3 separate regions of the Mus musculus genome follow, and regions 1 and 2 are each linked to region 3. The links are chromatin loops, found by intact Hi-C in ENCODE. Cell type or tissue: heart. All regions are shown on one strand. Each heading gives the region's core, and the rest is flanking DNA. Links, peaks and the distances in the headings are about the cores only.

Evidence for each region. Hi-C counts contacts between places; a loop is a spot of excess contacts. Peaks named below come from ENCODE experiments on the same cell type or tissue, not always from the same donor. Only the 100,000 strongest peaks of a DNase experiment are listed, where the experiment ranks them.
Region 1: a loop joins it to region 3, with 2.9 times the contacts of the local background. A loop is called at or near these places in 3 of 42 quality-filtered maps.
Region 2: a loop joins it to region 3, with 9 times the contacts of the local background. A loop is called at or near these places in 38 of 42 quality-filtered maps.

Annotation. Positions count from the first base shown.
Region 1 is chr12:112,649,302-112,659,667 of GRCm38, reverse strand. It overlaps Akt1 (thymoma viral proto-oncogene 1), which reads left to right. Exons shown (of 14, transcript NM_009652.3): 4 at 7-118; 5 at 392-539; 6 at 991-1,122; 7 at 1,205-1,270; 8 at 1,933-2,001; 9 at 2,275-2,400; 10 at 2,472-2,600; 11 at 2,677-2,891; 12 at 3,079-3,166; 13 at 4,439-4,541; 14 at 4,891-5,847. The coding sequence ends at 4,970. It overlaps Mir6939 (microRNA 6939), which reads left to right and starts at 317; the gene lies at 317-391. In heart, for the core only: a CTCF peak has its summit at 6,336 (motif pointing left); DNase peaks (open chromatin) are centred at 3,288, 6,002 and 6,327; H3K27ac peaks cover 3,002 bases.
Region 2 is chr12:112,740,243-112,750,608 of GRCm38, reverse strand. It overlaps Cep170b (centrosomal protein 170B), which reads right to left. Exons shown (of 19, transcript NM_001024602.3): 13 at 9,598-9,835; 14 at 7,497-7,656; 15 at 7,063-7,206; 16 at 6,851-6,939; 17 at 6,446-6,539; 18 at 6,035-6,086; 19 at 4,018-5,944. The coding sequence ends at 5,697. Among named protein-coding and RNA genes, the nearest start is that of Mir6940, 12 kb to the right of the region's middle. In heart, for the core only: a CTCF peak has its summit at 3,790 (motif pointing left); DNase peaks (open chromatin) are centred at 3,548, 5,518, 7,258, 7,678 and 3 weaker places; H3K4me3 peaks cover 734 bases; H3K27ac peaks cover 2,580 bases.
Region 3 is chr12:112,838,363-112,848,728 of GRCm38, reverse strand. No RefSeq gene overlaps it. Among named protein-coding and RNA genes, the nearest start is that of Cdca4, 14 kb to the right of the region's middle. In heart, for the core only: no CTCF peak of the experiment used is centred there; DNase peaks (open chromatin) are centred at 4,718 and 7,908.

The sequences.
Region 1 (10,366 bases), core at 1,681-9,680, 190 kb after region 3:
CTTTAGAATGCCAGCTGATGAAGACAGAGCGGCCAAGGCCCAACACCTTTATCATCCGCTGCCTGCAGTGGACCACAGTCATTGAGCGCACCTTCCATGTGGAAACGCCTGAGGAGCGGTGAGTGGGCAGGGTATGGTTGCTCGAGAGCCTGAGGCCTCTGCTGAGTCCATTCTGGAGAACTAGACTGGAGCACTTGTGGGATGAGTGGGGCATAATGGGAGAAATATCAGCATCCCAGGTACCTTGATGCTCCTGATACTCTTGAGTGTATGGAGGCCCAGGATCTGAGTGGTGGCCTGCAGCTTCAGGACCAGGGAGCCAGGCAGCTGGTTGGTGGAAGCCATGCAACAGCGCCCCCAGGTGCCTGAGGCCTCACTTGACCCGCTGCAGGGAAGAATGGGCCACCGCCATTCAGACTGTGGCAGATGGACTCAAGAGGCAGGAAGAAGAGACGATGGACTTCCGATCAGGCTCACCCAGTGACAACTCAGGGGCTGAAGAGATGGAGGTGTCCCTGGCCAAGCCCAAGCACCGTGTGGTGAGTCTGGGCTCTGCTTCTGCTGGGGCTGCCAGGGGTTGTGGAGGGACCTGGTAGGTCCTGGTATTCCTGCCTGGCTTCCTGTATGGGTCTGGGTACCCCTGGCTCCTCTGGACATGGGCTGAGGACACCTCAGTTGGCAGAGTGCTTGTCCAGCGTGCATGAGACATGAGACCCCAGTACTTAAAAGTAAGTAATATGAAGATGCCCGCTGACTCCCAAGGCCCAGCGCTCTGACTAGACTGTGCAGAGCCCTTCACTGACTGCACAGGCCAGCACATGTGAGAATGGGCCTGGCTTGTGGCCAGCTCTCTTGCTGTTGGCTAACTTGGAGGAAGCTTGCTCACTCTGGACACTGTCAAGCCGAAGGCGGTGGCATATGGTTTATTACCATAGGCTAGTTGTGGTGAGCAAAGGCTCTCTCTAACCGGGCTCTGTCTACTGCCCACAGACCATGAACGAGTTTGAGTACCTGAAGCTACTGGGCAAGGGCACCTTTGGGAAGGTGATTCTGGTGAAAGAGAAGGCCACAGGCCGCTACTATGCCATGAAGATCCTCAAGAAGGAGGTCATCGTCGCCAAGGTGCAGGGAGGGCAGGCTTGGAGGGAGGCTGAGAGGAGTGGGATGCAGGGGAGATAGGTGCTCACTTGGTTCTGCATTCCAGGATGAGGTTGCCCACACGCTTACTGAGAACCGTGTCCTGCAGAACTCTAGGCATCCCTTCCTTACGGTAAGCAGTGGCCATCAGTCTGGCCCCTGTGGGATAGGGAAGAGTGGGCCAGAGTGGGTCACTCCCACACTGTTGCCTTTGCACCCATACACGGACGGGCAAGGGCTTCATGGGCATCAGGTAGGCTGATGGAGGGCGGGGCTGCAGTCATGCCCCAGCTGTAGTGTGCAGGAGGCAGGAGTGAGACTCGTCTTCTCACTCTGCTGAGACCTTGAGTTGCCCCAGCTCTCCATCCCTGCAGTCCTCTCAGACCCGTCTTCTAGGCTGGTCCCTCAGGGTTGATTGTTAGTGAAGCTCAGTTACAGTAGCTTGATTGAGTTCCAGAGTCAGCATCTTGGGCTTATTCCACCCGTGGTCCATGATGGAAAGGTGCCGGGGTGGCTCAGTGCACCAGTTCATAAGCTGTTGTGTCAACCTCCCCATCTGGAGGCTCTTGGGAACCCCAGAACTTGGTATAGTTAACTTCTAAGCCATCTTGCCCTGCAGTTGAACCTAGACCTCGTGTCTCTCATCTTAAAATCTACCAGTTGGCATGTGGCCTGCATCTGTAGCCCCTGCTGAGTTCTAGGCCAGCCTGGGCTACGGTGATACCCAAGATGTGCCCTGATCCATCTTGGGGTGGCAGTGTCACTGTGCTTAGGCTTGCCCTGCTTCCATTCCAGGCCCTCAAGTACTCATTCCAGACCCACGACCGCCTCTGCTTTGTCATGGAGTATGCCAACGGGGGCGAGGTAGGGCCACAGGCAGCTTCAGACCTGGGCACTTGATGGGTGAACTTGTCCCTCTGAGAGCTTTGAACCCTCTCTGTAGTACAGATCACTGGTGCTGCCAGCCCTGGCCATGTGAGCCTGTAGCTGCTCGTTTGGGGATGTCTTATTTCTGCTGAGTTGGAGTCTCGCAGTCTCCAGTTCTCTTTGGGGGCTAGTTCCTAACCTTCCCTCTGCCTGTGGGTAAGGGTTGGCGGGCCCTCACACAGGCCTTCCTCAGCGCGCTCCACCCCACAGCTCTTCTTCCACCTGTCTCGAGAGCGTGTGTTCTCCGAGGACCGGGCCCGCTTCTATGGTGCGGAGATTGTGTCTGCCCTGGACTACTTGCACTCCGAGAAGAACGTGGTGTACCGGGACCTGAAGGTGTGCTTATGGAGCAGGGCGGGTGGGGGCTGGGGGGTCTGGCCTCACTGACTGAGCGCCTTCCCACACAGCTGGAGAACCTCATGCTGGACAAGGACGGGCACATCAAGATAACGGACTTCGGGCTGTGCAAGGAGGGGATCAAGGACGGTGCCACTATGAAGACATTCTGCGGAACGCCGGAGTACCTGGCCCCTGAGGTGCTCTGCCACTTCCTGTGTGTTCCCTTACATCCTCCCACGCCCCGACACAACGCTGACAGAGTCCCCCATCTAGGTGCTGGAGGACAACGACTACGGCCGTGCAGTGGACTGGTGGGGGCTGGGCGTGGTCATGTACGAGATGATGTGTGGCCGCCTGCCCTTCTACAACCAGGACCACGAGAAGCTGTTCGAGCTGATCCTCATGGAGGAGATCCGCTTCCCGCGCACACTCGGCCCTGAGGCCAAGTCCCTGCTCTCCGGGCTGCTCAAGAAGGACCCTACACAGAGGTAAGGGCTGCCGGGGCTTCAGGCTCAGCCTCTAGACAGTGCTGCTGCCCACTGTACCCGCCACAGTCTCAGTCACATGTCGGGTGGGGTGGTCAGGCAGCTAGGGGTATCCCTACCCTGCGAGTATCCCCGTGACCTGTCACCTTGCACGCAGTGTCTGAGCCCTGGACCTGTCTCCTACCCACAGGCTCGGTGGGGGCTCCGAGGATGCCAAGGAGATCATGCAGCACCGGTTCTTTGCCAACATCGTGTGGCAGGATGTGTATGAGAAGAAGGTGTGCATCTGGCCACTGTGCCCATCTCTGGATCACATACGTGTGTGCATACATATAAACACTCTCACTCTGGCCACTGTGCCCATCTCTGGATCACATGTGTGCACACATGCAAACACTCCTGTTTTTGCTGGCTCAGACACGCATGCTGGGCCCACAGCCTTGTGTAGTCACATGCCCCCACAGAGCCACAGGGTTGTGCACAGCCTTCTCGCTCGCACAGAAGAGGGTAGTATGCTGCCCTGCATACCTCGCACAGTCACCTGGCCTCTCCAGGCCCTCAATTGTGCCCCTGTTGCCTACACCTGTTGCTTGCTCCTGTCCTTTGCCTGGAGATCGCCTCATGTGCCCTATGATGAAAGCTAGCCGAGGGTGGGGGGTAATGTCTAGGTGTCTCCAACTCTAGGGCGAGCCTAATCCCATTCTGGGACGGCCCCTGCCCGTCTGGCACAGTGTAGGCCACTGCAGAGAGCAGAGCCCCTTGTACTCACCCCTAAGTGTGATTCTCTTCAGCTCCTAAGTACCCCTGGCCCAGGCTGATGAGGGACACAGCAGGTGGTCTCAACACTCTACCTTGATGTGTTGGGTGCCCTGTTACCCCCTGCCTTGAGTGTACCTTCTAGATAACACGGGGCCAGCAGCATGTGGGGGTGTGGATGGCATGCCTTTCCTGCCCACACTCAACTAGAGATCCCATGAAGTCCGCATTGCCCTCACACCAGATTTGGGAGGGATGGCAATTGAGGGTCCTTGCCTGTGAGACCCAAAAGGATGTTAGCAGCCTCCAGTGCATACACCACTCTGCAGCTTATCTTCTTCATGGGCTGTCAGTGAGGCAGGCGAGCTCACCTGAAGACTGCTTTGAGTCCTGCCACAGCTGTGGTGGTGCCACTGTGTGCCTTTAGTCCCAGCACCTGGGAGGCAGGAGCAGGTGGATCTCTGAGTTTGAGGCCAGCCTGGTTTACAGAGGTAGTTCCTAGGGCTACACAGAACCCCAGTTTCAAAAAATGGAAAGGGAAGAAAAAAAAAAAAACTCAGAAGGGAAATGACAACCAGAGAACGGAGTTCCCACTGCCTGGAGGTGGGCAGTCACTACCCTCTCGTCACTTTGGGCATCTCTGGGCTTGCTCTCCCCTGCCTACACTGCCCTACCCAGTTCCATCTCCTAGAGCTGTTCCCTAGTGCTAGTGCCCACCCGATAAGGTCAGTATTGCCCAGAGAGGATGGAGGGATTGGAACCCAGTAGTAACCAGGCCTTCTGTTGCTCCTCAGCTGAGCCCACCTTTCAAGCCCCAGGTCACCTCTGAGACTGACACCAGGTATTTCGATGAGGAGTTCACAGCTCAGATGATCACCATCACGCCGCCTGATCAAGGTGAGGCCACCCCACTCCATGGCCCCTCAGTGTCTGGCTTGCACTCCTGCTTTTTTTGGGGGGGAACTGGAGTTAACAGGTGGTTGTGAGTAGCCACGTGGGCACTGGAACTGAACCCGGGTCCTCTACCAGAGCAGCCAGTGCTCTTAACCACTAAGCTCTCTCTCAGCCCCAAAACTAAAAGAATCAAACAAACCCTTTGGAGGGTGGTAGCAGCTTGGCGGGGAGGGAGGGAGTGTTCTGAGGGCCAGAGTCACTGCCCCCTCACAGGGCCCCCTTGTATCCTCTGGCATGTGTCAGGTGGGCGGGCTGTTTCTAGAGATGGTCTGAGCCCTCCTGTGGCCCACAGATGACAGCATGGAGTGTGTGGACAGTGAGCGGAGGCCGCACTTCCCCCAGTTCTCCTACTCAGCCAGTGGCACAGCCTGAGGCCTGGGGCAGCGGCTGGCAGCTCCACGCTCCTCTGCATTGCCGAGTCCAGAAGCCCCGCATGGATCATCTGAACCTGATGTTTTGTTTCTCGGATGCGCTGGGGAGGAACCTTGCCAGCCTCCAGGACCAGGGGAGGATGTTTCTACTGTGGGCAGCAGCCTACCTCCCAGCCAGGTCAGGAGGAAAACTATCCTGGGGTTTTTCTTAATTTATTTCATCCAGTTTGAGACCACACATGTGGCCTCAGTGCCCAGAACAATTAGATTCATGTAGAAAACTATTAAGGACTGACGCGACCATGTGCAATGTGGGCTCATGGGTCTGGGTGGGTCCCGTCACTGCCCCCATTGGCCTGTCCACCCTGGCCGCCACCTGTCTCTAGGGTCCAGGGCCAAAGTCCAGCAAGAAGGCACCAGAAGCACCCCCCTGTGGTATGCTAACTGGCCCTCTCCCTCTGGGCGGGGAGAGGTCACAGCTGCTTCAGCCCTAGGGCTGGATGGGATGGCCAGGGCTCAAGTGAGGTTGACAGAGGAACAAGAATCCAGTTTGTTGCTGTGTCCCATGCTGTTCAGAGACATTTAGGGGATTTTAATCTTGGTGACAGGAGAGCCCCTGCCCTCCCGCACCCGCTCCCGCGTGGTGGCTCTTAGCGGGTACCCTGGGAGCGCCTGCCTCACGTGAGCCCTTCTCCTAGCACTTGTCCTTTTAGATGCTTTCCCTCTCCCGCTGTCCGTCACCCTGGCCTGTCCCCTCCCGGCCAGACGCTGGCCATTGCTGCACCATGTCGTTTTTTACAACATTCAGCTTCAGCATTTTTACTATTATAATAAGAAACTGTCCCTCCAAATTCAATAAAAATTGCTTTTCAAGCTTGTGGTTTGCTTTCTGGTGTGGAGCGTCACAGCCTTGTTAGTGGGTGGGAGGTGAAGGGGTGTGGCTGGGGTCACATCAGGGTGGGTCCTGGGAACTGGTCCCTGAGGCTCCAGGGGATGTCGTCCTCATGGCAGGACACTCCTGACAGAAGTGGGAGGATCTTGACTGTCTCTGGAGTCTACTCTTGCAGTGACCCTCCCTGGCCATCTAAGACACCTGCCAGCCCCAGCTGTCGTGTGTCTGGCAGAGCAATAAGCCAGGCCCTGATACCAGGAAGGATAATGCGCTGGCGATACAGTTCAAAAAGGCTCAGGAGGCTTTGGTTGAGGTGACATAGCACATCTGTGACTGAACAGAACTGGGGACTGTTCTGGGTCTGGACAGAGGTGACAGGAACCAAGGTCACTCTAGAGTGTCTGCGATCCTGAGTCCAAGCCGCCACCAAGATATACTGAGTATGTTGCTGGTGACACCTGGTGACTACTGGTGGAACTGCAGCAAGCAACAGCAACTGCTCAGCAAAACATTTAGAGGCCTCCAGCCAGATGGCCTCCCCTAAGGCATGGACTACACATATACAGAGCCTAGTGGCTGGTGGCCTTGCTGGGATGGTGTCTGACTCCTGCAAAGTTAGGGTGGGTGATGATCTGGACCTCTGGAAAATAAGAATATCCACTTCTATAACAGCCAAAGATTTTCTCTAGATGACCACAAGCCCTCTGGAACCGTACACAGCATTGCCTACTTTGGGTTTGTTTGTTTGTTTGTTTAGAGACAGGGTTTCTCTGAATAGCCCTGGCTGTCCTGGAACTCACTTTGTAGACCAGGCTGGCCTCGAACTCAGAAATCTGCCTGCCTCTGCCTCCCAAGTGCTAGGATTAAAGGCGTGCGCCACCACTGCCCAGCACTTACTGACTTTGAAGTAAGATTTATAGACAACACCGGCTGGGTAAACACCTTTAGTCCTAGCACTTGAGTTCAAGGCCAGCAAGGTCAATGTAGCAAGATCCAGTCAGGAGGGAAGAGAGGGAGGGAAGGAGGAAGGAAGGAAATAAGGACTGTAGTGCTTTCTGTGGCCCTCAGACTTAGCACTAAATCTTACCTAAAGTGGCTGAAACGTAGAAACAAACACAGCTAAAGCCAGGGCTGGGCCGGCTACAGGCTGCTCTTTCCACAAGACCCCTCAGGTATGTGTCTCTAGTACAGAGGAGGGAGCCCTGAAGTTGTGCCCTCAACACAGAGGTGGGCAAAGCTCTCTTCCTGAGCCCACTGTTACTCATGAAAGCTGCCCAACATGATCATTGTAGGTGAGAGCGGACATCTAGGGAATGCTCTTGGGAAGTGGTACCCTCTCCCCGAAGACAGGCCTGGCCTAGCCTGAACCACCAGAGCAGATAGGGGATAGACCCTGTGGCCATGGTAGGGTCTGGTAAGCTTAAATGAGGTAAGTAATTCATAAGGCAGGAAGTAGAATGGTGCTTGCTAGGGTGGAGATCGGTGGGAATGAGGTGTGTAGCCACTTGATGACTATAGTTTCCATTTAGGGAAATGACCTACACTAAGGCCAAGAAAGGAGGGAGCAAAGTTTACTATTTGTCTTATGGGAACCGAGTTGAAACAAGACCTTTTGAGTTCTGTTCTAGGATATAGTTAAGTGTTTGTAGTATAGCACTAGAGAGATGTGAGCAAACACCTATTCACCCCAGCTAAGGAACCAATGACAGCAGAGTACAGATACCACCAAAGCCCGACCTGGAGGACCAGTGAGTTTGACAGTGGCATATGAGAATATAGGTTGTTTACAGGAACAGAGATGACTCAGAAGACAGCTGCATTGCCAAGGCATGGGTGACAGCTCACAAAAGCATACCCCAAAACAAACTACAGGCAGCTGAACAGGCTAGAAAGTGATCTGAGCCTCGAGGCAGCTCAGCTGATCTGAGAACGTTTGGGAGGGGAAGCCCTAGTGAATGTGGTCAGTTTCAGGGACTTCCTAAAGCCCTCAAGTTTGCTTGCTGAGCTTAAGGAGCTTCCCTGCAGGAGTGTTCTACCATGCCCCACCCTCACCATCCTGTGTCTTAAAGAGCTCTCCAAGATGGAAAACTGCTACGCAACAGTAATGGTGACAATGGCTTTGTCAGGCATGGCTTTCACCACAAAGGAGAGGCCAGGCAGTCTGCATTAGGAGAGGGAGGCCTACCTACGGAGCATGAAGATGGTGGTGAGGATCCTGCCCATATCCCTTCTTTTTTGTTTGTTTTGTTTTGTTTTTTTCGAGACAGGGTTTCTCTGTGTAGCCCTGGCTGTCCTGGAACTCACTTTGTAGACCAGGCTGGCCTCGAACTCAGAAATCTGCCTGCCTCTGCCTCCCAAGTGTACCAAAGTGTATTAAAGGCGTGTACCACCACCGCCCGGCTTCCATATCCCTTCTTTATTGGGAATGGGGACTGCTTCTTGTTCCCTCCCTTGCTCTCAACAACGTGATTAATTAACACCATCAAGGATGCTTTGATCCACTGGCAATCTGCTGTGCAAACTTTGGCTATCCTAGCTCTCATCCCCCAGTCTTCTCGATCCTTTTCACAAGCTCTCTCAATCTCCTCCCACACCACAGGTGGATGCTCAGCAGGCAGGGTTCTCAGCAGAACCTGGGTTCATCTCATCCCCTCTGGGGTTATCATCTGACGCTGGGTGCTGTCCAATATCTAAGTACTTTGTTCTTTTTTTAAAGTTGGCTAGGGACCGGGGCATCTGTTGGCAAAATGCTTGCCATGTAAGCATGCCCCAAGTTTGGCCCCCACAATTGTATTTACAAAGCACAGCGGTGGCATTGGTTTACACTCCTAATGCTAGGGAGGCCGACGCGGGGCGGGGGGCCTGAGGCTTGCTGTCCACAGTTTAACTTAATCCGTGAGCTCCAGGCCAAATGGGGCCTAGCCTCAAAAGCCAAACCACCCACAAACCAAATAAAACCCAAACAACACCAAGTAGATTGCTGGCTCCACACATGCAAACTCAGGCATGCACCCCACACTGACATGCACACTCAAATACACTCCCCGCTACCTCATGGCTGGATGCTGGGCAGATTACTACAAGTCTGTGACATGTAAGATGTCATTTGAAGCTACGTCACAGCTCTCAGGAATCTGCATGGCAGCTGGAAGGAATAACAAGCATCCATCTGTATTCTCTATGGTGGATCAGAAAAGCCTACAGGGCTGTGCAGTAAGGACTAGGATGCTTCTGAGCCCAACCCAGAGAGACATAAACGAACATACAAACACCCAGAGGAAGGGCCTCCAGCCAAGAAGGGAGCCAAGAAGGTCTAAGGTGAAAGAAAGCATGTTGAGCATGCTGGGAGGTAGACTGAACCCCCAGCGGGGCAGGAAGCAGGAGAGGTAAAGTCTGGTGTTTATGAGAGAGGGCAGCCTGAAGGTGTTGGGGACTGGGCAATGATTCCCACTGGTGACAGAGATGGGCTAGCTACAGCAGAAGCTCATAGTACAAAGACTCTAGGCCAGGATAAAACAGCACCAGAAGCCATGGGATGGGTGTGGGGTACGGTCAGGGTTTGCTTTGGCCACCAACAGCCAGCTCAAGTGGCTTAGTGGCTTCAAGCCAGCTAATCGAGTCAGGTGTGGTGGCGCACGCCTTTAGTTCCAAAACTCAGGAGGCAGAGGCAGGTGGATCTCTGAGTTCAAGGACAGCCAGGGCTACACAGTGAGCCCTTGCCACAAAGAAAATTAAATAGACAGACAAATAGACAGACTCCAGTTAGGATCCCCAGATTCCATTTTCAGAGCCGCAGTCGCTGGCCTATCTGGGTGCCCTGCCCCGCCCCACCCCCAGCAAGGCTACAGCAGCTAACTGCTACCTTGGGCCCTAATGGGCCCAGCTCCTGGTCACTACCTACAGACCACCAGCTTCCACACTTAAAACCAGCCAGAGTCCCATTATCCACAGCAATAAGGGAACTTCCCAGGTGCGTAAGGCCTTTCCCCACCTCAGCCCTCTCTAGCCTCCTGCTCACGTAGGGCCTCTGGGCCAACTTTTCAGTAGTATAGGGAAACTTGAACCAACCCCATCTAGGACAGCACCTCCTCGATATGTATGGGAACTAACCGTAGTTGTTCTTAGAGATCAGGACAAGGAGACCTCTGCCCTATCTACCCAGCCAACCACTTGTAAGTAGGAGACCCAGGTGGCTGCAGTGACTGGCCCACCATTATCTTCCAGGCCATGTTACCTCCTGTGAACTCCTTAGAGCCCTGCATAAACTACCTCTGAAGATATGGTGAGGACTGTCACAACCACACAGGACATTCCACAGGGCCAAACCCCTGGAGGACAAGGGCTCATTAAATCACCTGGAACCCAGCAGTGTAGGTATTGATGGCTGCCTATGTGACTGACAGTGGCAATTCAGTGCCTGAGGTTGTCTAGCACGCAGGTGACCATTCTGCAGTCTGACTCCTGGAGTCCAGCTGCTTCCTCTTACAGCTGAGGGAGGACAGGAA
Region 2 (10,366 bases), core at 711-8,710, 98 kb after region 3:
GAGCTATGCCAGTAACACGTTTTATGCCACAATGTCTAGAATATTGCTGTGTTCTAACGGATGCACATGTCCAAGCGTCACCGGTTTCCACTCGCAAAGGCATCTCCAAGGTAGCCACCATCTCTAATGAATGTGAAATCTCAGAACAGCTCCTTTCAGAACTCAAGGCAAAAGCCCCCTGGAATTCTGAGCACGTAACGACTGTATGATAGATTAGCACATAAACGTATTTTAATTGTTCAAAATCTACAAAATGAAACACACGAGCCAGCTGTGTGTCATTGCTCTGAGGTGGCGTCACTGAACTGACTCTGGATTCCTAGCGCAGTCTATTGCATCTCTGTGGGCTGCCATGCTAACTTTCCAAGCCTTGGTGGATTTCTCTCATCCGGAACGGCCTTTTCTGCTGCCCATGTAGGTTCCAGATCAGACTCGTCCAAGGACTATTATTCTGATTTAAGGAATCCTCTAATTTCTGTTCTATTGTCTCCGTTCTAGCACTTAATCTTTTCAGTCTTCATTTTCTTTCAGTCTGTTTTATTCTGATCTCACTTAAAGAAGGTATATAAAATTGTAGTCATGAACTGGGTCTGCCAGAATGCCAGTGTAAAGAAGAAATAAAACAGAGACGAATGGTGGCACAGGAGGCGGGAGCCATGGTTTGTCGGCTGGAGAAACACTGGGTTGCTGCTTTCTGACCAAATGCTTTTCTGTCTGTGCACAGCCACAGCTGTGTGGCAGATGGAGAGGGACAGCAGCCTGAGAAGGATCCCCATCCAGCAGTAGATTTTAACTGATTTTAACTGATCTCAGGGAGTCAGTATTGTTTTTTTTTCCAAATAAAGGAATTATATTATTTCCTCTGCAAAAAAATTGTAATCATTACTGAACATAAAATTATTTTTATGCCGACAGTCAAAGCAAAACTATATGGGGTCTAAATGCCCCCTTCTAGAGTGTTTCCCTTTTTTTAAAAAAGATTTATTTATTTATTATATGTAAGTACATTGTAGCTGTCTTCAGACACTCCAGAAGAGGGAGTCAGATCTCGTTCGGGATGGTTGTGAGCCACCATGTGGTTGCTGGGATTTGAACTCTGGACCTTCGGAAGAGCAGTCGGGTGCTCTAACCCACTGAGCCATCTCACAAGCCCTGTTTCCCATTTTTTAACATGGAAAATATTTTCTTTTTTACTCTCTCTAACTCTCTCCTTCCTCTGGAGACTTTCCTTTAGTTCTTTCTCTCTTGTTCCTTTGGAAACTATTTCTCTCTCTCCTTTCTGGGAGATTTAAAAAAAATATCTAAACTCAGTGTTTCTATGGTTGGCTGTGTTCAGTTTCCTTATTTTCTTTAGCCTCTATGCACCTTTTAAAACATTTTTATCTATTTATCTTTTTTTCCTCCAGAGACTTAATCGTCTATGTGCATTTATTTCTCTATTATTGCCTTCCAAACTTAGTATCTTTTTCTGCATTTAACTTTCTCTAAATTATTTCTCATCCTTGTGTGGCTTACTCTTTTTAATGTACTTAATTCTCTTCAAGGATTTTATATTACTAGTCTTAAACTATTTACATCTATCTATGGTGCCATACCCAGTCTTTTTCCCTTTTTAGCATTTAAACATAATTTCAAACATTTTTTACCTGATCAGGAGTTCATTTATCTGCACTACGGTTTCTTCTTGTGTCTGTTTGCGTTGGCCAGAGCTGGTTCTGTGCCAAGCCCGACCCCTTCCCATTCAGCTCACAGAGAAGAGGTGTTTCTGCCGTCCGTGTGTGTATCTGGCATCAGAGGCACCAGCTAGGAATGGTGTCACACCAAATGCTGACCCTTCCCCTGTGGCCTGCCACCTCGGGGCTGAATTCAGCTACTCTGTCCTCGTTACAGGCTCTGTATGTCCCAGCTACAGGCGGAAGCTCAGCCTCCCCCACATCAAGGTTGGGTCTGGCCTGTAACACTCTCTCTTCCAACCCTTCTCCTGAATCACGCTACACTTGGGGAGTCACAGCTACTGTGGCCCCAGGATCAGGTATAAGAGCTCCTTTTCTATTCTGCAGATGTGCGCGTGTGTGTTTAAAGATTTATTTATTATATAATTTAAGTACACTGTAGCTGTTTTCTGACACACCAGAAGAGGGCATCTGATCTCACTACAGGTGGTTGTGAGCCACCATGTAGTTGCTGGGATTTGAACTTAGACCTCTGGAAGAGCAGTCAGTGCTCTTAATCACTGAGACAACTCTCCAGCTCTTGCTCCTGCCCTGCTCGCCCTGGCCCCTCGCTGTAGCTGTCTTCAGATACCCCAGAAGAAGGCAACACATCTTAACCGCTGAGCCATCTCTCCAGCCCGTGTGTGTGTGTGTGTGTGTGTTTTAAATATATCCACCTTTGTACTGCCCTGTGGTTTCCCAGTTCCTGGCTAGAGAATCATCTTCTACCCAGTTCTTAGGTTCTAAGCTTAGATTTCTAGTCCCACATTGGGCATCAAACACAAAATAATTCTTCAGAGGGTTTTCTATGTCCCTTTGCTCCCAAGTGACAACAGGGCATTTCTACACCTGTTCTAGACAGAGACCTGGCATCTTTATTAACAAGCTGCAAGCACTAAGCTAGGCAGACATTTATCTATCCTCACACTCTATGGCGGCCAATGCCAAGACACACAGTCCTTGATTTGCATCTGAACCTCGCCTTGGCTCTTCGTCTGTCTGTGTGTCCTATGGCCCATCACAACCTCACAGCAGATCCTCCCAGTCCATACTCACGCTTTCCACTGTTCCCTCCCCACTTCTGCTAATAGGCCATCAGCTTGTTACTGACAAGCGATGCTTCCACACAGTACACGAGAGGTTATCCCTGCACCAAGGCCCATGTCCTGTGTGTCATGAGCTACATGGCGATGACATAAACAGTCCCAGGCCTGGGGCAGTCTCGAGGTACATGCAGCCTTCATCCTGCTCTGTGGTGGCTTCCTTAGCCTCCTGCAGTTTCTCCCACAAGGGCAGGTCATGGCCAGTCTGTGCAGCCCAGGGCTTGCTCTCTCCCACGCTCTTCTTGGCGGTTTGGTTCTGCAAAGCCTTGCTGCTTTGTCCTTCCTGCTGTGGTGATGTGTCCCTGCTCAGTAGCAGTACTGTGATGTCTGGAGCAGCTGCCCTCTCATGCAGTAGAGGGCAGCTGTCAGCTCCGTGTCCCCTCAGGGGGACCACAGCCCTGCTTTTACTGTGATGTCTGGAGCAACTGCCCTCTCATGCAGTAGAGGGCAGCTGTCAGCTCCGTGTCCCCTCAGGGGGACCACAGCCCTGCTTTGTCTGTTGCCTCCCACCTGAAAGCTCTTGTTTTGTGCATTTTCTCCCAGTTGAAGGTGAGAACATGACTTACCCTGTCACCCCATGGCTCCTTGTTATGGTTGGATCTGGACTGTCCCCTCACAGGCTCAGAACTGCGGAAGCTCAGGAGGCGGGGCCTGGTAGCAGGGCCTTTGGAGGGGAGAGCTGAGCCCAGTTCTAGTCTACTCTCTGCTTTCTGATCTGTAATGAAGTGAGGAATTGGGGCTGGAGAGGCGGCTCAATGGTTAGGAGAATTGGCTGTTCTTGCAGAGGACCTGACTTGGCTTCCAGAGCCCGCACAGCGGATAACAAACATCTGTAATTCCAGTTTCAGATGACACAATGGCCTCTTCTACTCTCCACTGACACTAGGAGTGCATACGAAAATGCAGGCAAACCACTAATACACATTAGCTTAAACAAAAGCAGACATCTGCTTGCTGCTTCCTTGCTTTGAGTGCCACCTGGTGGCAACATCTGAATTCATTTTTTTTTTTTTTAAAAGACCATCTTGTTAAGTAGCCCTGGCTGGGAGCAGATATAGAGATCCCTGCCTCCCAAGTTCTTTGGACAAAGGCATATGCCACCACACCCACTGCCTTTAGTGTCTTGAGCCCCTCAGAGACTCCTTGTGTCAAGGAGATGGTCACCCAACACCATCCCCAGAGAAGAGGGCCGAGGCGGCAGTCACTGGTGTGCTGCCACGTGGAGGAATGATTTATTAGAACAAATTTCATGACAAATCATATAAAATAACCATTTCCTGAAAGACATCCACAAGACCGCCTGAGAACAATGTACAGAGATACCTTCAGAAGCCAGGCATGTACAGTACCAATGCCGGGTTGAAGGCTAAAGTGACAGAGGAACTAAGTATGGAGAGGAACACCAATTTGTGCATTAAAAAAAAAAAATTACACAGTGATGACCAAGGGTGGGAGGCATGGACTCTGCAGGACAGCCGTTTACTTACAGGGAGCAGGCTGTGGGCAATGTGTGGGACATGCAGGCGGAGCAGCCAACAGGCTGAGCTGGCACCTCCTCCAGACAAACAGCAAGCTCTACACACACACACACACACACACACACACACACACACACACACACACACACATACACACGTAAACATCAGGTGGGCTGGGCAGAGGCACACAGGACCCGTGCATGACTCTATCAGCTAAGTGTAAACAGGGAGACCCATGCTACCCCTGGGCTCTGGGCCCCCCGCTGCAGCTACCTCTCCCAGCAGACAGGTCCTGTTCAGGAGCAACGCCCACACACACATCAGGCAGGTCCCAGAGCACACCCATGCCAGCCTGGTCAATAAGGGACTGTCCCCATCCCACTCCAGCCACCGGGCTCTTTGGCTTAGTGCCTCCAGAAGCATCAGCAAGGGGCAGCAGCAGGGCAGCTACCCTGCTCACCTGGCAGGCCCCAGCCGCACAAATCCTGAGAAAGCATAACCAGTAGTGAGCCTGTCCCTGCCAGGCCTCCGCAACGGATCGGGCCGCAGGAGCCTGCTGCAGTTACCACTTCCTGCCCGCACCATCTGGGACGGCAGGGGCAGGTACATGGTTTAGATCACAAAGCCAGGAGCTTCCAAATCTCTTTCTGCCACTCTGGTAAAGCACTCGCCACAACCAACGGGATTGCTGGCCCACCTAGCTACACCCAGCCCCACTGTAAGGAAGCCCAGTGTCCCTAGCTGGGATGAATCCACTCAGGAGAGCTTGCTGGGACAGTACCCAAACTCAGTGGGTTTGGCAGTTGTGTTGGCACCAAGGACTTAGAACCACTCGTCTGCCCAGGTTGATGGACTCTGCAGCAGCTCCGGCCGTGGACTCAGTAGGAGCCACAAGGCAAGTGGCCTCCTTCCTGGGCAGTTTGGGGACATGCCAAACCCATCCAGCTCCTGTGTTTGGCACTGACTGGCCCCAGGGTCCAGCTCCTTTCTCTGTCTGGCCTCAAGCCAGCACATAGGGATGAGACGGGGCCTCCCAGGCTGGGCCTGGACCTAAGCGGGGCCTGCAAGTTCCTGCAAGGGAGCAATGTACTCTTTCCTTTAAAGCTACCAACAAAAACAATGGTGATTGACAGGAGGTGAATATGGGGCCTCACCAGCTGGCCCTTGGCAGTGGACACCCCAGGGGCTAGGCTGGGAGGCCTGTGGAGGTGGGGGCGCCATGGGCTGGATGAAGTGGTTCAGGTGCTGGCTGAGGAGGGTCTGGAAATGGGAGGCACCCATCCATGGGGCTATGGCACATACAGGGTTTTCACAGAGAACCTCCTGCAGCCAGGCAGGTGGGCCGTGGGATGGATGCACAGGACACACGCGCAGAAGAAGGCTGGCCTTGCCCGCCTCACAGCTTAGATCAGAAACCTCTCAGCATCAGGAAGGAAGGCAGGCTCCGGGAGGCCGGGGGGCCCGCAGTTGGCCCGCTGTGGGAAGCTCCTGAGAGGCAGGGCTGGCAGCAAGGTATCCACCGAGGCAGGTGAAGTTGAGCTCTGAGCTGCTGGCCGGGCTTTCCCAAGTCCTGGCTGGCCAGACCCTGAAGGAGCCCTGTTTCCCATCAGTAGGTCGAGGTTCAAGCTGGGGTCCACGATGGCATTGATGACTGGAGGAAGAGATCAAAGAGTCCAGTTGAGAATCTGGCTATAAGCCTCTGAGGTCGCCCTTGCCTGCCCTAGGTCTGGGCCACACCTACCTTCTAACTGCTTCTGTACGCGTCGAAGTTCCTTCAGGATGGAGCTGATTTCCTGGGAGGACAGAGAGGAGGAAGGTTGGAGGGCAAGAGTAGGAACATGCAGGGCCCCCAGGGCCTCCTGGTGGACTTGGATTAAGGATGTGGCTCAGACCAGCTCAGCAACGCCCACTGGCTGGGAGCCAGGCCGGAGGATGGGGGTCCAGGCCCGAGGGTAGAGGTCCAGGCCCGAGGATGGGGGTCCTGGCCCGAGGATGGGGGTCCAGGCCCGAGGATGGGGGGCCAGGCTCAAGGATGAGGGTCCAGGCCCGAGGATGGGGGGCCAGGCCCAAGGATGGGGGGCCAGGCCCAAGGATGGGGGGCCAGGCCCGAGGATGGGGGGCCAGGCTCAAGGATGGGGTCTCTGTCTCTCACCTTGTTGGATGTCTTCAGGATGGGTACTTCATTCTCAGAGTTGATTCTGGCCTCTAAGTCCTCCCAGGCCCGGCCTGTATTCTGGAAGAGGACCCTGAGAGGGGAGCAGGGACAAGGGCAGTGACAGAGAACACAGAACAGCTGCTCCCCTGATATTCTCTGGCCATAGTAGAGCTGATTCAAGAGGGAAACTGACACCCGGAGCAGGAGTGTGGCTAGCTACCTCATGCTCAGATGGGAACAGCTCAGATAGGGCCAGAGAGAGAGAGGAAGCAATGGGGCCCCGACCCCAGGGAGCAGTGAAGACACACAGAGACTGGCTACCCACATGTGACCTATCAGGCTGCATACTATTGCTAGATGCAGCACACGTGACCTGTTGGCACCCAGGGACTACCCGCTTACTTCATCTTCTCAGCAAGATGCTCCGTGTTTTCACGAATGGCATGTGACAGCTGGGACACCGGGTTTAGCATCAGATTATCAAAGATCACCTGGAAGGACCTGGGCATTAGTATGGCCGGGGCCCTCCCCTCTCCACCCAGCTAGCTGGCCTCCATCCAGACACTAAGACACGCCCCAACCCGCAGCTACGCAATGTCAGAGGGGCACCGTGCCTCCTCACGGTTCCGAGGCCTCGTCTTGTTGGTCAGAGCATCGTCTCGGCTGTCATTCATGTTCTGGTCCAAGTTGTGAGAGTTCATAGAGCCAGGCGGCACTTTCTGGAAGTTCAGGCTGGCCTCTGGTATACGCTGTACCAGCTGCAGAGAACAGAGCATTGGCTCGGCTGATGCAGAGGAACCACTAGGGGGTGCAGTGAGCCCCTGCACTGCTTCAGTCAGAGAAGAGATAAAACAGGACGTGACAGGCCTGGGCCCGTCTGCATCTGCTCCGGATCCCTCCCAACGCCCACTCCCTTGGAAGGACAAGTTTCCACAGCACAAGCTCTCGGGATTCTGTAAGGATTCTTATTACAGCCCTCACACCAAGAAGCACATGGTGGATTTGACCCTGGCAGATGAGCATGTGCCCTTGAGAGGCCTGAACTCACCTCTTCCCGGGCTGAGATGGTTGAGGCAGGGGTGTTGGGCACATTCCCGAGAGATGGGCTGCGAGTGGGGCCTGGGGAGCCCAGTGAGTCCCCGTCTCCAGCCACATCATGGATCTCCCTGGCCAGGATGGCCACATCCTTCACTAGTGTCTGGCTTAGCCTGCAGCCAACAGGAAAAAACAAGTTCTGCTAGTGGTCCTCTTGGGAGAGCCCCAGTGCACAGAGGAGGGCGGTGAGGACCCACAAGCATCCTGTGCAGAGTCAGGTCCAACTCCACTGCCTGAGGCTGTGCTGGGTAAAGGCCTGGGCCTGAGGTACATGGCCTGCCCGAGCTGGGCCTGGGGTGTGTGGGGGTCTGACAGAAGCGTAGGGTCCCCAGACGTTCTCCTCTTCCTGCACACCAGAGCTAGTCACTGGCCATCAGGCCCTCCCAGAATGGATGTAACGTAGCCTCAGAGTGCATGGGCACCACCTTGGTGAGCAAGGAAACAGAGGCACGGGAGGAGTGAATAGGGGCTCCTGAGTCCAAAGGTCAGAGTTGTAGAGGGACCTTGTGGCTCTTCCAGTATGGCTGAGAGCTAAGTTCTGATCACACCATGGGGGAGCACACATCTGACAAGGGTCCTGGGGCTTGTCCCAGTGAGGCACCTGGGCAGCCAGGAGACAGACGACAAAGTAGGCAGCAGCAATTCCCTGGGCTTGCTGCTTTGAGGACACCAGTCTAACTAGGTTCCTGGACACATGGCCAGCCCCGTCTTTAGGGAGGTCCCTGAAGGGCCCACATCCTCTCTCTTGCCTTCACAGTTCTTCAGGCTCATTACCACCATGATCCACACACTTGAACCCTCAGCTCCAGACTTAGGGTATCCTACGACTCTCCTCTTGGGTCTACGTAGGACCTGCATCCTAGGCCTTTGCCATACCTGCCTCTCTCCAAAAGCTTCGTCATGGTTCCCCAGATGGGTGACCCAGGCTTCTCATGGTTCTGACATCAAGAGAGCACAGAAGCAGGTCCCCCTGACTCTAGGTGACACCAAACCTCCAAATGTTCCCACTTCTTCCTGTGCTGCTTCTCTTGGGGCCTCTTTCTACAGGGAAACTGCAGCAGTCTCCTGGGCCCACCAGGAAGGCACACCAGAGCTTGAGAAGCCCACACGGGCCACACCTCTTCCTGCTCCTTCTTATACTGAGACCTGAGGAGCCTTTGTCCCTTTGGGTCTCACTCAAGGGCCATACATCCTCCCGTACACCCCGCCTGCCTCTCAGGAGGACCCTCTTTGTCAACCCATCTCTCTTACCCTGTCCTCTATGTGACCTCATTCTACCACGGCCTCAGCTTCTGCCTGTGAGGTTACAGTAACTGTGCCCCCATCCACACATGGGCCACTCATGAGGGCCATCTGTTTCTGGTCACCTTCTCAGTGTCTCAAGAGCTCTCAAGAACAGCAACCTCAACAAAATTCCTGAGGTCCACCTTGTTCCTAGGGGACATCTCTACAAGCTTTCCAGTGCCTGGGCACCAGGACACTGGCCATAGCCAGCTAGATCCATCTCCACACACCCTTTCCCAGAACACATCCCAAAGAATGGCCTCATGAGGAAGTTTATTTGGAATAAACTGTGGTCACACTAGCTCCTTGAACCCAAAGTTCCCCGCCCTCCTAGAGAGACACCCACCGGTCCACCTATCCATCCACCCATCCATCCAAATATCTACTCATCAACTGAGCCATCGCCTAGTGACTAATCCATCCATCCACATACCCACTCATTTATTCATTTATACACCTCTTTGTTGTTGCTGTTATTGATTTTGAGACAGGATTTCTCTGCGTAGCCCTGGCTGTTCTAGAACGAACTCACTCTGTAGACAAGGCTGGCCTCAAACTCACAGAGATCTGCCTGCCTCTCCCTCCCAAGTGCTGAGATTAAAGGCATGGCACCAGGGGGTCTCATCCACCCACCCACCCACTCACATAGCCACCACCCACCAAATAATCTCTAAATCTACTCAGGGTCAGAAGCCCAGCCTAGCCCTGGCCCTTAGGCTGCTCTCAGCCAAGGGAGGGGGCCTCTGGCCTGGCCCTGACTGGTCACTCACCTAGCAATCTCTGCGATCTCTGCTGTCTGCACGATGAAGCCGTAGGGGTCAGGCTCTTCCTCGTCATCATCTGTGTCTCGGGGGCCCTGGGAGCGAGCCCGGGTAGAGCTGCTGCCCCTTGGGGTCTGTGTGGCTGTTGAGGCATGGGAGCGTGTGTGTTTAGGGGAGCTGTGGTGGGACCCATACTCCTCCTCGGAGGTGGACGTGTAATCCGAACCCTGCTGCCGACGCCTCGTGTCTTGAGTGAGTGGTTTGGATTCAGAAGCGAGAACAGAACAGAGAACACTCAGTGCCTCGGTAGCCTCAGGGTCCCTCAGGATGAGGGCCCCGTGCTGCAGGACAGGTGCATCACAGCTGTCCTCAGAAGCCCCTAGCAGAAGCACCCCCAGCCCAAAGGACATGCAGGGCCAGGGACTGGGCACTCCTGGGGTCAGTGCAGCATCCAGGGGGCAGGGAAGGGGCAGAGTGGTAACCGGCTGTGCCCGATGAGATGAGAGCATCTCTCTGGGCACCAGGAAAGGATGCTGGGCAGATAATGAGGTAAGCCACACACAGGGACCAGATATGGCACCACAAAGCTGGCTCACACAGGTGAGTGAGGTCAGACCATTGCCAGTCCAAGCCAGGTTCCCACAGCCTTCATCAGACCTACATCCTTAGGTATGGCTGCCTGGGTAGAATCTTAGATTCCTTGCTTAGAGCTGTTTTGAGTCCCAACCAGCATCAACAGCAAATGCACTTTGGATGAGGGCTGGACGGGGCCTGCATG
Region 3 (10,366 bases), core at 846-8,845:
GTTTAGATCTGGAAATCCCCTACTCTCCCCCTTCTCCTTTCCCCCCTGAGGGCCTATAAAAACTGGGATCTCTTTCCCCTCGAGGTCGACTCCTCTACCCCTGCGTGGGATATGAGTCGTCCCCAGAGCTCTGGCTTTCCCCGAATAAAGCCTCATGTGGTTTACATCAAGCTTGGTCTATCGTGAGTTCTTGGGTGTCTGCTATTGTTCTGAGGCCTGATCGAGGGGCTCCTCTCGGAGTCTTTCAAAACAAACAAACAAACAATGATGCTTGAGGAGACCCAGATGGGCCTCGGAAGCCTGGATGTTGGAGCTTGTAACACCGGCATAGCCCCTAACAGGAAGGGCGGTGGTTAACCAAGGTGGGTCTAGGAACCTTCAACCTGTATGGGTCAGGTCCATAGAGGAATGTACCAGGAGACAAGCCAAGGACTTGCTGCAAGCTAATCTGTGGAGTGCCTAGCTCTGCCTTTTGAACAGTAGAGCGGCCACCAAAGCCCTGTGCCGGCTGGCCTGTGTGGTCATATCACCTTGGTCAGTCAGGACCAAGGTCCTGCTGGCTGAAGAGGCAGTGGGGAGCAAGAGCTCAGCCCCATCCAATACCTTCTGACTACTGCTATGTTCCTCTCACATTAGCAAAGGTCATGTCAGGGTGTTACCACTGACCACAGACCTTCAAACACCAGCTGATTAGAAACTTCCTGGATGAGCCTGGGGTTCATAAGAGCCTAGTGAATGGGCCAGATTCTCACTTCCTTCATCCCTTCAGCTGCATTCATTGCTCACTCATTCACTAATTTACACACTCACTCACTCACTTGCCCATTTACCCTCACTCACCCACAAACACGCCCGTTCACTCATTTATCATTCACTCCATCATGTCCCATTCTCCCCCCCCTCTTTCCCTTTCTCACACGCCACACTCTTTCCATTCCTCCCTTTCCTGCTCACTCTCACCCTTGCTCATCTCTCCCTCCATCTCTCGCACACTACTACTCTTCTCTTTCCTCCCTTTCTTCCTCCCTCGTTGGCCTACCTACTCCACAAAGTGCCCCTGTCGTCCAGTAGTGAGGGAGGTGGGCCACGGTGAAGATCACCATACCATCCTGAGGTTCATGGAGGAGGAATGGAGAATGGCGAGTGTCTTAGGGTTGCTCTAATAAAACACCACGGCTCAGCAGTTAAGAGCACTGGCTGCTCTTCCAGAGGTCCTGAGTTCAATTCCCAGCAACCACATGATGACTCACAACTATCTGCAATGGGATCTGATGCCCTCTTCTGGTGTGTCTGAAGACAGCAACAGTGTACTCACATATATTAAATAAATAAATAAATAAATAAATAAATAAATAAATAAATAAATAAAAAACACCATGAACCAAAGCAGGTTGAGGGGAGGTGGGGAAGGGGAGGGTTTATTTCAGCTTACATGTTTCAATTGCGGTTCACCCTGAAGAGAAGTTAGGGCAGAAACCTAGATGTAGAACCTGATCCAGAGGCCATGGAGGGATGCTGCTTACTGGCTTGCTCTGTGCGACTAGTTTAGCCTTCTTATCTATCTATCTATCTATCTATCTATCTATCTATCTATCTATCTATCTATCTATCTATCTGCTTTTCAAGATAGGGATTTCTCTGTGTAGCCTTAGCTTCCCTGAAACTTGCTTTATAGACCTGCCTACCTCTGCCTCCCAAGTGCTGGAATTAAAGGCATGCGCCACCACACTCCCCTACTCAGACTGCTTCCTTACAGCACGCAGTAGTGGGCCTCTCTACCACTGGCTGGTGTTTCACAGAAACAGAGAGCTTAGCTTTCTCAGATCTCCAGTTGTGAGGGCTCGTTTTGTGTCAGCTTGGCACGCGCTAGATTCATTCTAAAGGAGAGGAATCTCAATGAAGAAAATGCCCCGCCCGGCGGTGGTGGCGCACGCCTTTAATCCCAGCACTCGGGAGGCAGAGGCAGGCGGATTTCTGAGTTTGAGGCCAGCCTGGTCTACAGAGTGAGTTCCAGGACAGCCAGGGCTACGCAGAGAAACCCTGTCTCAAAAAACAAACAAACAAACAAAAAAAACCAAAACAAACAAAAAAGAAAGAGAGAGAGAGAGAGAGAGAGAGAGAGAGAGAGAGAGAGAGAGAGAGAGAGAGAGAAAGAAAGAAAGAAAGAAAGAAAGAAAGAAAGAAAGAAAGAAAGAAAGAAAGAAAGAAAGAAAGAAAGAAAGAAAGAAAGAAAATGCCCCATCAGGCTGGCCACTGGGCAAGCTTTGGGTAAGTTTTCTTGGTTGATTATTGATAAGGGAGGACCCAACTCACTGTGGGCAGTGCTACCCCTGGGCTGGCAGTCCTGGGTGCCATGGGATAGCATGCTGAGCCAGCTGGTAAGAGCAAGCCAGTAAGCAACATCCTCCCTGGCCTGTGGGTCAGGTTCTGCCTCCAGGTTCCTTCTTTGAGATCCTGCCCTGACTTTTCCCAAGTGATAAACCACAGCCTATAAATTAAAACAAACCCTCTCCTTCCCAAGCTGTTGGTTTTTGTTTTGTTTATTTGTGTTTTATCAAAGCAATAGAAACCTCAACCAGGACAGAAATTGGTACCAGGTTTTGGGGTACTGCCGTGATAGCCCTGCTATGTGTTTGGGGGAGGATTATGGATGCATTTGAAGTGGGAGCTGGAAAAGCCAGTGTGTGCTCAGGACTCAGAGGCCTGCTCTGTGGGACATGAGAAGACCATTGATAGCAACATAGATGACGGTGGGTTGGCTCGTGAAGCCTCAGGAGGAAGTTTGAAAGTCCTTCAAAGACCATTGGGGTCGTTAGCACTTAATTTTGAGTTAAGAATAATTAAAAGTGAAACCTTGGTTTTGCTGGGACAATGGATGCTGGTGACCTGGGGCTGAAGAATCAGCTGTGATTAAGAAGAGAAAAGACAAATTGAGAAGAAAAAAAAATCTTCCGGGAAGCGTTTCCTTGGTGTTCGCACACAGAAGCTGTGGTCCTCAGGAGATCAAGGCTACGTACGACTTGGGCTGGCAGCAGAAAATGGTAAATTTCAAGGTGGTGTTGGTTTTGAAGACATAAAGAGGTCCTAGAGAGCACTGCGTGTCAGGGCTGGAGTCCCTGAAGAGAGGCCTGGGGAGGCTATCGGTGAAGATGCAGGCCAGCTGCAGAAAAGACGTGAACATTTTAGAGATGTCAGTACCATGGGATGACCTCCAAGGACAGCAGCAGCTGTGGACTGGAGCTGTGGTAAGCTCTTGAGAGCCCAGAATATTGTGAGACACGGTGTCTGGTCCTGGTCATTATACTGTTGGACTTTAGTTTTGTTTTTATTTGACTGTAACTATGTCTTGGTTTTTCCTTCTTTGAGTAAGAATTTATCTCCTCCTCCTCTTCCCCCTCCTCCCCCTCCTCCCTCTATTCCCCCTCTTCCTCCTCTTACCATCACCACATCATCAGCACCACCACCACCACCATCGTCATCATCATCATCATTTTGAGACAGTGTTTCCAGGCTGGCCTTGAACTCAGAGATATACCTGCTTCTGCCTCCCAAGTTCTGGGATTAAAAGCATGTGCTACCATGCCTGGCTATTTAACTTATTATTATTATTACTATTTTACAGGAGCCACAGCTGAGAGAAGGAGAGTTTTAGATATATAAATATCTATATATTAATATATATAATAATTAATATATATTATATATAAATAGCCTTTGGATATTTTAGAGAGGTTTAAACTTGGGGAGAGATTTCAGCGGTTTTAAAGAGATTGAACTTTTAAAGACTGTAGTACTTTTAAAGTTATTTGTGCTTTATTAAAGTACTAGCATATTGTTACAATTTATTATAATACTAACACAATATTAACACACTATCTTGGGGACAAATGAGAAACGGAAGGTTCTAGTTGAGTAGTAACGTGTCTGTGTGGCAAGCTGACAACTGTGGTGGTTAATTTCATGTCACCTGGAGACAAACTAGAACCCTTTTGGAAGAGGGAACCTCAGCTGAGAAAATTATGTCACCAGATTTGTCTGTGGGCAAGCCTGGGTACATTCTCTTGACTGGTGATTAACGTGGGATGGCACAGCTCACTGTGGGCATTGGCATCCCTGGGCACCATGGTAATCCTGGATGCTGTTAGGAAAGTAAGCTGGTCTGGTGTGAGGCTTTGTTCCTGGTCTTATTGTAACTTATTGGGACGTGCTTGGTTGATAGCACTGGGAGGCCCAAGGAGGAGATCTGGGGGGGTTGGGGGGGGACTGGGAAGAGAAGAGGGAGAGAAAAATGCAGTTGTGATGTAATATATGAGGGAAGATTTAATTTTAAAAGGAAAGGAAGGGAGGAAGGAAGGAAGGAAGGAAGGAAGGAAGGAAGGAAGGAAGGAAGGAAGGAAGGAAGGAAGGAAGGAAGGAAGGAAGGAAGGAAGGAAGGAAGGAAGAAAGGCAGGCAGGCAGGCAGGCAGGCAGGCAGGCAGGCAAGCTGAGCAAGCCATGAGGAGCAAGCCAGTAAACAGCGCTCCTCTATGGTCTTCGCATCAATTCCTGCCTCTAGGTTCCTGCCTTGAGGTCCTGTTCTGATTTCCCTGGATGATAAGACTGCAAGATGTAAAGAAGTAAAACCTTTCCTTCCCAAGTTGCTTTTTTGGTCACACAGCTTTACCAAAGCAATAGAAACCCTAAGACACCAGTCCTGCCAGGGCCACTAGGGGGCAGCATCACCAAGCCAGAGCAGGTGCTGTTAGCACTGAGGGTGCCTGACCTACCCCAGTGCCTTTCCTTTCTGTAGCATATCCTTCCAGACATTTCTAAACAGCTACCTGACCATAGGTGCCACGGAATGATGGAGTCTTATTGCTTATGAATGTAGATTTATTATTTGATTTATTTTGAATTATTTATTTTTGCTTCGTGGGGAACTTCTGGCAACTCTCCTGCCTCGGTATCTTGAACGCTGGGTGTACAGGTGTGAGCCTCCCTCCATACTCAGCTTTAAATGTTGCATATTTTTTATTTAGCTGGAAGTACACGTGGCATGCAGGTGGAGGTCAGAAGGGACCCGCAAGTGCCCTTGACGCCCACTCTGTTTGAGAAACGTCCTCTTGATTTCTGTTACTTACTCCAGGCTGGCTGGCCCAGGCGCTTCTGGAGATATTCTCTCTCTCTCTCTCTCCCTCTCTCTCTCTCTCTCTCTCCCTCTCCCTCCTCTCCTCTCCCCCTCTCTGCCTTCCATCTCCACACAGGAGCCTTGAGATTACAGACATCTTGATGTGCCAGGTCTCACATGGTTCCTAGGGCTCCAGGCTTAGGACCTCACACTGAATACCCATACACATAGAGCAACCTCTGAGACCCAAAACTCAGTTGTAAGTGACACAGTAAATAGGTGTGTATACACAGGTTCTGTGGGGAGATTCCCTACTGGGTTTGATGCTAGGGATTAGATCGTTGGGCTGAACATCTTCACCTAGAACATGCCTTTCTGCCCTGGAACTGACTCCACTCTCCTCTCCCTGGGTCTCATATGACTGTGGAAGGTTCCTTGAACCCCAGTGTGTTTGAAGCCACAAGTCCCATACCTCTGTGCCTCAGCACCTCTTCTTTAATCTCTCCTTATTCAGCAGGCACTCTTCTGCCCTCTAAAATCAGCTGTTTCTACCCACATTTACATTTCCAAATTACAGGACGGTAACGCAGGCTACACAGGCCCTGTCCTGACAGCCACATCCAGTTCACAGCATTTCCTCTAAGATGACTCCCCTCTTACATCCCCACAGGATAATTTTGCTTTTTTCTGTATCATTAGACATGAAAGTGCAATCGCCCCACTGCTCCTAACACCTCTAAGAACGCTTTGAGAGCTGGGTGTGGTGGTATATGCTTTTTTTTTTAAGAACTATTTATTTTATGTATAGGAGTACACTGTAGCTGTCTTTAGACACACCAGAAGAGGTAACGGGGTTGTGAGCCACCATGTGGTTGCTGGGAGTCCAACTCAGGACCTCTGAAAGAGCAGTCAGTACTCTTAACCTCTGGGCCATCTCTCCACCTACCAATAGTATTTTTGTTGGTTTCTTGCCACAGACCACCGCAGTTGGGTATGGGAGTTCCTGGAATGAGGGTCCTTGAAGCTAGGTGGGTAAGGATTTGGGGATGACAAACAGAAACAAAACACAGAGGAAGTTTGAATCTGAGTGAATTCTGCCGCTCTCAAGCAGGGGATTTTATACATTAAAAAAACAAACATTACATCTCTTAGAAACTGTATCCAGTGAAACAATCACAAGTGCCAACAAAAATCATTTGGCACAGTAAAGCACAAAAATCATCCAAGCATTACAACTCTGAAACTATGTATTCAGTGAATCACAAACAGAGGTATCATTATTATAAATCATCAAAATATAACAATTCTAAAAGGATGTATTCAGTGGGGGCTGTCGGCCAAGGTCAGTGGCATATTTCCAAGAGCAGGCAAAGAAATCTTTAATGGTCAGTGCTCTTAACTGCTGAACTAACTTTCCAGCCCCATGGTCAATTATTATTTAACATCTAGTGCCTGATTTTTTAATAATCTTCAATGTATAAATTTAAACTATTTTAACTCTTTCTAATTAAGGCTTTCTTTACCATATACCAAAATCCACCTCTGATGATACACATGTAGCAATATGAAATTTTATTGTTGGGAAAAATTTTATCTATTATAATAGTTTTGTAAATGATTTAAAAAATAAAGCGTTAGTTTCCCTGGGGATGAGGTCATGTTAGTGACCCCATCTCTATGGATGGGTACATTATTCTCGCTTAAGATCTTGGCCTAGGCTACCAGGAACATGTAAATAAGAAAAGGAATAAGAGAAAACAAAATAGATAGATTGCCATGAGAACTATGGCTCAATATTTTTCTCTGGTGAAGAGTTCCACAACCGGTTCCAGGAGGCCTCCCCCTTTTGAGGTTGATCATCTCAGTCTGTGGAACTTGTCATACAGATCCTACTGGAGGTGACTCTCTCTCTCTCTCTCTCTCTCTCTCTCTCTCTCTCTCTCTCTCTCTCTCTCTCTCTCTCTCTCTCTCTCTCTCTCTCTCTCTCTCTCTCTCTCTCTCTCTCTCTCTCTCTCTCTCCTTACATTTATTATGTAACAGCTTTTTCCTGCCTGCAGGCCAGAAGAGGGCACCAGATCCCATTACAGACGGTTGTGAGCCACTGTGTAAAGGCTGGGAATTGAACTGGGGACCTCTGGAAGAGCAGGCAGTTCTCTTAACCTCTGAGCCATCTCTGCAGCCCTGGTATATACTTTTAATCCCAGCACGCACGTGGGAGGCAGAGGCAGGAGGATCTCTGTGTTCAAGGCCAGTCAGGTCTACAGAGCAAACTCCAGGACAGCCAGAGCAACACAGAGAAACCCTGTCTCAGAGGGAGGGAGAGGGGGAGGGGGAGGGGGAGGGGGAGGGGGGAGGGGGAGGGGAGAGAAGTGGGAGGGGGAGGGGGAGGGGGAGGGGGAGGGGGAGAGAAGTGGGAGAAGAGAGGGGGAGAGGAAGAGAGGAAGGAGAGGAAAGGAGAGAAAGAATGTTGAAAGTCAACTGATCTTCAATAACCACAGTCAACCTTAATCAGGAAGCTAAAATTTTACCAAAGCCCATCTATAGTCCATAGAGCTCTCGCCAGTGTGCAGAGCATGTGAGACGGCTCTACCAGACAGGCATAAGAACTGGTAAAGTGGGGAGTGATCAAACCCCGGGAGTCGCAGAGATCTGAGGCGGCAGAAGTGGAGCTGTCCCTCCCAGCCACTAACGCCTGCTCTGGAACAGGAACTCTGACCAACAACTGAGAGGATAGGGGAGCTCTTCTCCGTGCTAATGAGGCCAACGACCTTCCCTATCTGGACCTCATGCCCTTCCCTCGAAATTATGTAATCCCTGGTTCACCCCTCAGGCACTCCACACTCTCTCCCAACTGGACCGGATCCTGCTAGTCTCAGGCCCAGTTCTCCCCTTCAGGTCAGTCTTGTAGCTGGTGTTCTCATGCCCTAAAGGGAGACCAGGTCCTCCTGTTTCTCTCTGTCTCTCCAGGGAGTACACTAGCGGTGCCTGAGTACCCAGAGCGGAGACCGGGAACCACGCAGAGCACTCGGCACAGATCCCGCTTTGCCATGTGGGTCCCGTGAGCAGCTGACACCCCGAAGAGCATCTGTCTTCTGAGCCACTAAATTGGCACTGGTGAAGAGAGGCAGAACCCAGGGCCCACAACGAACTCGGGTACCACACCAACGTCTCCAACTCAGGCTACTTCCTTAAGTGCTTCGGTTTCCAGCATGTCCACTCCGTGACTGTCTCTAACCAAACTCACTTCCTTATTATTCTCTCAGCTTTAGACTGGGTGCTTATTTCTTCTCAAGAAGAGGAATCTTTTCAGTTAAGGAAATGGGTGGAGACCTAGATCTGGGCTCTAAGCAGGAATATGCTCACCGTGTGCATATGTGTGTGTCTGCGTCTGTGTGCATGTGTTGTCTGTGTGTGTGTGTGTCTGTGTGTGTTTGCTTGTTTTGTTTTTCAAGACAGGGTCTCTCTGTATATCACTGGCTGTCCTGGAACTCTCTGAGGACCAGGCTGCTCTCAAACTCATAGATCTGCCTGCCTCTGTGTCTCACGTGCTGGGATTAGTGTTCACCACCACTGCCTGGCTTCTATATTTTTCTATATCAAAACAGACTGTGTTCTGATACTTCCAACCTCATTATAACCCAAACAGGGGCAACCTGCTCCCTGTACTGATCTTTGATTATGTGGTGGTTTGAATAAGAATGGTTCCCAGAGGTTCATGAATTTAAATCCTTAGTCACCAGGGAGTGGCATTATTTGTAAGGATTAGGAGGTGTGGCTTTGTTGGAGGAACTGTGTCACTAGGAGTAGGTTTTAAGGTTTCAAACGCCCACACCAAGCCCAGTGTCTCTTTCTCAGCCTATAGATCAGGGTGTAGTTCTCAGCTACTGCTCCAACACCACACCTGCCATAATGATAATGGACTAAGCCTCTGAAACTGTAAGCAAGTCCCAATTAAACATTTTCATTATAAGCACCGCTTTGGTTATGGTGCACCTGCACAGCAATTGTACAGTAACTAAGGCAGAAGTTGGCACCAGGAGTGGGGTCTTTCCCTGAAGTCACCACTCCCTTTATTCTTGTCTTCTTTATAAACGTCGCCTTGGTCATGGTGCCCCTGCACAGCAATAGTACAGTAACTAAGGTAGAAGTTGGTACCAGGAGTGGGGTCTTTCCCTGAAGTCACCACTCCCTTTATTCTATTTAGCTTCAGGCTTTCCTTTAAACTTTTTGTTTCCTTGAGCACAAACATAGCTCCATTACACTTCCTGGTGTTCTTTTCCCCCCCTCAAAATGTATATTTTGTACTTCTTTTTATCCAGCTTGCTCCCTTTCAATATAGCTCTGCATAAGAGAGATTACTAGTAACCACACAACACAGTCAATACTAGAAATCTCTTCTGCCAACAACATTCATGTAAAACTCTTTAATTTAGCCTCTGACAGACTTTTTTTTGGACAAGGGCAAAAAACAGCCACATTCTTTGCCAAAATATCACAAGAACATCTAGGCTTACTAATATTCTTCCCCCTCTGAAACCTCTTGAGCTGAGCCCCCACAATCAAAATCGCCCTCAGCACTGTCTGTCATGCTCCTACAAGGATGGCCCACTAAGCCCCACTAAAAGTGTCCAACCACTGCTAAAGTTCCAAAGTCTCCCATGTTCCTCTAAACAACAGCATGGTCAAGCCTGTCACAGCTGTATCCCAGTCCCTGGCTGATGTAGATAACAATGCTACTGCATATTTGTTTGAGTACAAAGATTCTCATACAAATGAAAGTTTCCACTGGATCATGGCAAAAGAGAATCTCAGCCCATGAACCAATTTCCACACTTGAGACAGTTTGTACACCCAACACTTGTTGAGTGAAGGGGAAGTCAGGGTCCCCTGAGGAAGGATCTGAATACAATACCTGTGAGTTGAACTGTTAGCCTTTCTCCAGCCCTTCCTCACAAGAACCTAATCTTTTACAAGGGTAATTGCACACCAGGGGATAGGAAACAATCAGACTTTCCAGGGTCTATTGGTACTGGTTCTGAATTAACACTGATTCAAGGAGACCTCCAAGAAGTATTGTGCCCCCCCCAGTTAAATAGGGACCTTTGGAGGTCAGGTGATTAATGGAATTTTGGCCAAAGTTCAACTCCCAGTAGGATTAGTGGGTCCCCAAACTCATCCTGTGGTTATTCCCCAAGTTCCAGAATGTATACTTAGGATAGATAGACTGAGAAGCTGACAGAATGTATACTTAGGATAGAT